Regions from separate parts of the Homo sapiens genome. Here region 2 is linked to region 1. Evidence: chromatin contacts called from ENCODE Hi-C or POLR2A ChIA-PET data. All regions are on one chromosome and are shown on one strand. The core of a region is the stretch at or near the end of the contact, and the rest is flanking DNA. Distances in the headings are between cores, read along the strand shown.

The links. A loop is a pair of places that touch in the nucleus more often than their neighbours do. ChIA-PET counts read pairs that join two places held with the same protein, here RNA polymerase II (POLR2A). Pooled maps may share reads with other maps.
Region 2: a loop to region 1 is called in a map of CD8-positive, alpha-beta T cell, with 9 times the contacts of the local background. The contact joins the promoter of RNFT1 here to the promoter of PTRH2 in region 1. A Hi-C loop is called at or near these places in 2 of 168 maps with a recorded cell type or tissue (CD8-positive, alpha-beta T cell and naive thymus-derived CD4-positive, alpha-beta T cell), 1 of 37 single-sample maps with no recorded cell type and 12 of 50 pooled maps. POLR2A ChIA-PET finds 5 or more read pairs at or near these places in 19 of 52 experiments (A549, CD4-positive, alpha-beta T cell, CD4-positive, alpha-beta memory T cell and 14 more).

The regions. Positions count from the first base shown.
Region 1 is chr17:59,705,504-59,708,915 of GRCh38, forward strand. PTRH2 (peptidyl-tRNA hydrolase 2) reads right to left here and starts at 1,927. Exons shown (of 2, transcript NM_016077.5): 1 at 1,868-1,927. It overlaps VMP1 (vacuole membrane protein 1), which reads left to right and starts at 2,151. Exons shown (of 12, transcript NM_030938.5): 1 at 2,151-2,245. RefSeq lists enhancers at 1,741-2,396, 2,197-2,256.
Region 2 is chr17:59,963,224-59,966,635 of GRCh38, forward strand. RNFT1 (ring finger protein, transmembrane 1) reads right to left here and starts at 1,517. Exons shown (of 9, transcript NM_016125.4): 1 at 1,385-1,517; 2 at 1-61. The coding sequence starts at 1,440. It overlaps RNFT1-DT (RNFT1 divergent transcript), which reads left to right and starts at 1,873. Exons shown (of 4, transcript NR_110815.1): 1 at 1,873-1,965; 2 at 3,180-3,244. It also overlaps the pseudogene TBC1D3P1-DHX40P1. RefSeq lists a silencer at 1,458-1,587 and an enhancer at 1,618-1,887.

The sequences.
Region 1 (3,412 bases), core at 677-3,176:
CAAACTCCTGGGCTTAAGCAATTCTCCTACCTCAGCCTTCCAAGTAGATGGGACTACAGGTGCATGCCACCACACCCTCCTGATTTTTTAAAAATTTTTTATTTTTGTATGGACTTGGTCTTGCTATGTTGCCCAGGCTGGTCTGGAACTCCTGGCCTCAAGGAGTTGCTTGAGGTCGAGGCAGCAGCATCTCGAGTCCAGTTCAAAACCAATCTGGGCAACCCAGTGAGACCTCATCTTTACAAAAAATTTAAATAATTAGCCAGATGTGGTGCCACATGCCCATACTCCCAGCTACTCAGGGGATAAGGTAGGAGGACACCTCAGGCTGGGAGGTGGAAATTGCAGTGAGCCATGATCGTGCCACTGCACCCCAGGCTGGACAACAATGCAAAACCCTGTCTCCAAAAAAAAAAAAAAACCCAATAAGATCAAAAACAGGACAGTGAAAGTTCCAAAAGTTACCAAGTTTATTTATTATGTCCCATATCTCAATGGAGTGTCTAATCATAAAAATGCTAAAATTAACACATATTTTTGTTCTTTAGGATGTTCTAATCTCATATTAATCTGATCAGATTATCATCTAACTCCTCTAAAACAACATGTCTGTCTCTTTTTCTGTACACTTACGACAAGCGTATCAATAAGCCTAGTGCCTAAGACTAAGGTAAAACAAATAACCATTCTTTGTCTCATAAATAATTCTGGGCAATGACAGCAGAACAAAATAAGTACATCCTATAAAATCTTCTTCTTGGTGCCTTCTAATTCCCCTGCCTCAGTAAACCCATTTCAGTAGTGCTCTTGATCCCATTACCTCCTTCTGCACCATGCTCCACCCGTTAATCTTTTTTTAAGAGACAGGGTCTCACTATGTGGCCCCCTATGTGGCCCAGGCTGTTCTCAAACTCCTGGGCTCAAGCAATCCTCCTGTCTCAGCCTCCCAAAGTGTTGGATTACAGGCTGAGCCACCGCGCCGGGTCTGCAGTTTACAACCGAAAAAAACAAACAAACCTTTCCCAAATCTTCTCTGACCCTTAAGCCACTGCCCCACTTTCCCTGTATAACATATTCCCAGAGTCTAGTATGGTGCCTGGGGTATGTCAGTAAGGATTAATACCTCTCTAGTTAATCTCTTTGTGTGAAAAAGGGGGGAAATTTTTTCTTTCTTTTTTTTTTTTTTCTGAGACGAAGTCTCACTCTGTCGCCCAGGCTGGAGAGCAATGGAGCGATATCGGCTCACTGCAACCTCCGCCTCCCGAGTTCAAGTCATTCTCCTGCCTCAGCCTCCCGAGTAGCTGGGATTACAGGCACGCGCCACCACGCCGGCTAATTTTTGTATTTTTAGTATAGATGGGTTTTCGCCATGTTGGCCAGGATGGTCTCGAACTTCTGACCTCAGGTGATCCGCCCACATCAGCCTCCCAAAGTGCTGGGATTACAGGCGTCAGCCACCGCGCCCGGCCCCAAATTTTCGACTATATTCTTAGAAACCAATTCTTTCCACGCAGAGCTCGACAGCTCGAAACGCTGGGGATATTCATAAGTGCCCAGCTGAGGGTATGAGGCCTGCTCGCTATTTTATCAATTTCGGAGAGAGCGCATCGATACTGCCTGCCTGGAGGCTTTGCTGGGAACTAGAAATTCTGAGTCTTCCCCTCCCCAGCAGCCTGTTCCTTTCCTCCAAAGGACGGTTCGCAGAACAGGAACAGAGGGCTCAGCGGCCCCTGGGCGGAAGACAGTTTATAAAGGAGAAAATGAAGAAGGTGGGTAATGCAACGAGGTGAAAAGAAACGTTCCTACTGGCGAGAAAATGAATAATGATATTGGTCTCCTTCGCCCTGTAAGGAGCCAACCAACCTACCTACAGTACCTCCTTTCCTCACTCGCGCCTTCCCTTCTTCTGGGCAGCGAACACGTTTCTATCGCGTGAGCTACCTCTTCCGGGGTTCCTGGGTGACAAGTTCCGGATCAAGAATCACAAAGCGAGCAGTCATTCTTCCTCTTGCCACACCCACAGGGCCCGCACTAAGAGCCTAACTGAAATCCCGCGAGGATCAACCGAGCTCGCCGAAAGGAGGGAGGAACGTATCCCTTCTGGAGGCTGTCTCAGGGGGCAGAGGGACCGGACCGGAAGTGACGTGAGCGGGTTCCGGTTGTCTGGAGCCCAGCGGCGGGTGTGAGAGTCCGTAAGGAGCAGCTTCCAGGATCCTGAGATCCGGAGCAGCCGGGGTCGGAGCGGGTAGGTAAACTAACTCAGGGAATTGGGGACCGAAGCCTGAGGCTGTCCTCAGAGCTTGGCGTCTTCCGGAGCTCTCCCACTTAGGCATTGCGGATCTGGGGCACTGTGATTCCGACTTCCAGCAGTGTTTTAGGACGCTGCTGACTGGATGTCTCACCCTGGATGTCTCACGCTGGCGGTAGCCAGGTTATTTGGGACACCTTCTCATGGTTGGTCACCCGGACATTGAACCCAGACACCGGGCTGTTCGTTCTCCTCTCCGCGTACTTGGAAGCCTTGCTAGGCTTCTTTAGAGAACCTCTTAGTCCCGGGATGTCCAGGACCTTGGAGTAAGTGGAGAAGGTCTTCCCTGCTGATGACTGAGCTATTTCTCAGGATCTGTCAGTTTGGTTTTTGCTCTCCCGAACCTCTGGCGCATGATGCTAGATGTATTCGCTCCTAAACGAAATCCAGGCGTGCAAGTGCCATCTAAAGCTCTGGTGGTACAGGGTAGCCAAGGGAATGGGCCTTCGCTCCGCAGAGCCCTTGGAGAGGAACTTCTCAGATTTTTCACTGCTTTAATGAAAAAGAGTTGTCTGCCTTTCCAAACCCCTGAACCCCGACCTCTATATCTTATTACAGTGGAGGTATTTGCAGTAAAACGTGAAGGTCGACTTAATCTCTAAAATTCCAGAAACCATATGTGGCCCTGTGTCACACTGCTAGATTACTTATGACCTCCAGAAGATTTTACACAATCATCTTTTATTTACCTGCAACTCCATGTAAAAATCTAATAATACACGTAGACTGGCCACTGTTGATGTGTTTTGGCAGCATCGCTCCTTATCCTAATGTTAACGTCTTTCATTTCTACTTTGGGGCTTGTCAGAGATTTTTGTGGACAGATTACATTGATCATTTGAAGAAGCTTGTACAAGTGTTTCTGGTGTTGTCATGATAGAATTTAATATTCCAGTTGCTACTACCTAGTAATTGTATTGTCATTAGCTCTGATTTTAGTTGTGTATTCTTAGCATAGATGATGAAAGGAAGAAACTTACTTACTAGGCATCATTGTATGCATTGTAGCTTATGTTTTTACTGTGGAAGAGGGATGGTGGTACCTAGACAAATGTGACTGATTTGTGTAGGTATGAAGTGACTCTCTCGAGTAGAAATTTTATA
Region 2 (3,412 bases), core at 267-2,766, 260 kb after region 1:
TTGCATGGCCCTTAAATACTTTTTCTCTGACCCAGATGTCTTTGCTTCAGGCCTCTGTCTCCTAAAAAATCAAATAAAAGATATTCTAAGTAAACAGGCAGTTAAATACCAGCAGTATATTCCTCACTGGGTATCCTTTATTCACTAAAGGAGTAGCAAATAATCACAACAGATGAATTTTCAGGTTATTTATCACTGGACTCCTCCCTTCTCCCTTAATGCCAAGGCTCTGCTGCCCTACACAAATGATCTTTTAGGGAACATTTGCACCAAAAAAAAAAAAGTTGAGCTGCAAATGCTTCCAGTTCTCTAATGGCAGAAGGCATCCGCAAAACAGTCATGAAGTATGGGTACCCAGCAGATGTTAATGAGCACCAGTCCTCACTGGGTACTCTGGTACATTTACTTTTCCCAAATGGTGCAGTTTCATCTCTGATGTAGATTCTACATCAAAGAAGTTTCATAAGGAAGAGTGAGCCAGTATTTTTTAATGGTTGGAAATGTTAGGAAAAAAAACAACATTAAATCTTAATGCCTTATTATCATCATAGGTAACTAATAATAAACACTGCACTTAGGTGACCTACAAATTAGATTTTCTGCTCAAGCAGCTTTCCCAAAGCTCATAAAGTTTCCAATAATTAATGGTGCCACCAATAATATTACCTCCCCGCGCAAAAGAATGTTACCTAAATACATTTAAAGCATAGATACTTTGGAGAGTCACCACGTAATTGCTAGGTAACTCTTTAGTCTGAATAAGCAGTTACACAGTCCGCCCAATAAAATGCCACCGTCGGTGGTGTGTGTATTACGGAGGGAGGGGTGTGAGGAAAGAGGACTCTAGCAGAGAAAGATCTCTCTAATAAATGATCCAGTGTGGACCTCCTAGAAACAGAAGAACAGAGTCGGAATCCCAGCTGACAAAACGCAGAGGCTATCCCACACTGCCGTGCTTTTCCCGTTTGTCTAGGAGGAGGCTAGAGTTAACGTCAGGGAATGTTCTGTGTCATTCTATTTCACTCCCAGGACTGAACAGTGGTGCAGTCACCGTGTCTGGCGGTTTGGGTTTCAGTGCTTTTCACTAAAGGCTTTCACCGAGGCCCCGACGCCACGGGTGTTATTTCGTCAAAACTGAAGAGCGACGTTGGACAGCAGGCTTTCAGTGTCTTTTCTATAAATAACATAGAACCCTCCCACTTTCCTTCATGCACAGACAAGAAAGAGGAGAAAAAAGGGAAGAAAATTCAACACAACTCTTCCGGAATCTCCGAGGGCAGAGTTCTCCACCCACGTCCGAGCCTCGAGTGCCTATTCTCCCCAGAGCCCCCTGCGCCGCGGCCCCTCGCCGCCTCCTCCTCTGCCCGCTTCCCCCAGGCCTAACCTCTCATGACCAGAAGCGGACGGAGGTGTCGGGAGCGACAGCAAGAACAGCGGCATACACCGCCTCCAGCCCTTCAGTCGGGGCCATCAACCGCAAACCCCGCAAGCTCTTCTCTCAGCCCGGCGGCAACGGCGGCGGCGCGCGCGCTCCCCGGACGTTCTCACGCGCGCGCGCGCGCCCTGCCCCGGCTCCACCTCCTAGCCCCGCCCCCGCACCGCGCCGAGTGGAGAGCTCACGGCTGCCGGGGTGTTTTGGCAGCGAGAACAAGCGAGCTGCGCCTGAGAACGGCCTTCAGGCCTGGCGCTAAATAATAAGTCGTTGTTATGTGTTATGTATTTATGTGGCATCCACCACACGCCTCCGAGATCCTGGGCGTTTTGAGGTTAAAAATGTTCAGGCTTGGAGAACCTACCCCTGGAGGAGTGTTAGGGTTTCCGGGCTCGGATGTCCGCGAGCTTGACGCCTGACCTAGTTGTGTCTGTCTGGGCGGTGACGTTTGGTCTGAGCTGACCTTTCCTCACAATCGTGAATTTGGGCTGTGAGGATCAGGCCTTGTCAGAACCCGAGATGAGAGGAGAGAGGTGCGGAGAGTCTGCGTGGGGTGGAAGTAGAAGTTAGAGTTGAAAAACCTGTCTTGCGTGGGGTATAGAGGACCCTACTGCCCTCAAAATAATTATGTTAATCTAAAACTGTTCTAAAATTAAAAGGTTATTAAGAAAACGAAGTTTAGGTCGGGCGCAGTGGCTCACACCTGTAATCCCAGTATTTTGGGAGGCCGAGGCGGGCGGGTCACTTGAGCTCAGGAGGTAGAGACCAGCCTGGCCAACATGGTGAAACCCGTCTCTATTAAAACTACAAAAATTAGCCGGGGGCGTTGGCTCACACTTGTAATCCCCGCTACAGATACTCGGGAAGCTGAGGCATACGAGAATCACTTGAACCCGGGAGGTGGAGTTTGTAGTGAGCCAAGATCGTGCCACTGCACTCCAGCCTGGGCAACAGAGTGAGTGAGACTCGGTCTCAAAAAATAAATAAATAAAATAAATTCTGTTAATCTAAAACTGTTCTAAAATTAAAAGGTCATTAAGAAAACGAAGCTGAGGAGGGGAGTGGTAGCTCACACCTGTAATCCCAGCACTTTGGGAGGCCAAGGCGGGTGGATCACAAGGTCAAGAGATCGTGGCCACATCCTGGCCAATATGGTGAAACCCCGTCTCTACTAAAAATACAAAAATTAGCCGGGTGTGGTGGTGCGTGCCTGTAATCTCAGCTACTCGGGAAGCTGAGGCAGGAGAATCGCTTGAACCCGGGAGGCGGAGGTTGCAGTGAGCCGGGATTAGCCACTGCACTCCAGCCTGGCAACAGAGCGACACTCCGTCTAAAAAAAAAAAGGTTTAGGCCTGGCGTGGTGGCTCACCCCTGTAATCCCAGCGCTTTGGAAGGCCGAGGCGGGAGGATCACTTGAGGTCAGGAGTTTGAGACCAGCCTGGCCAACATGGCGAAACCCTGTCTCTACTAAAAATACAAAAATCACCCGGGCTTGGTGGCGGGCGCCTGTAATCCCAGCTACTCGGGAGGCTGAGGCAGGAGAATCCCTTGAACCCAGGTGGCGGAGGTTGCAGTGAGCTGAAATCGTGCCACTGCACTCCAGCCTGGGCGGCAGAAGGAGACCCCCACCTCAAAAAAAAACACATTGGCTTTCTTTTTTTGTTGGGGGTGGGGGTAGGGGTGGTCGGCGGTGGTAGAAGGCATACTTAAGTCTCTCTGTGCTTACTAATTTAAATCTTTCTGACAGATTTCTGGTTCAGTAAGGGTGAGAGCCAGGCTCCAGACTATAGTGAATTTTCCGAGGAGATATGTGTAAGTATTCTAACATTTCAACTATGTCGTGGATATTTTTAAACTTCAAAATGTGTGAACATTTAGGAAACAGGAAAAAAAACAGAATATAACATAATTCAGCCACAGCCACAATGCAGCACCAATATGTATTAGTACACTGATAATTTTAGTACATTTGGTACATTT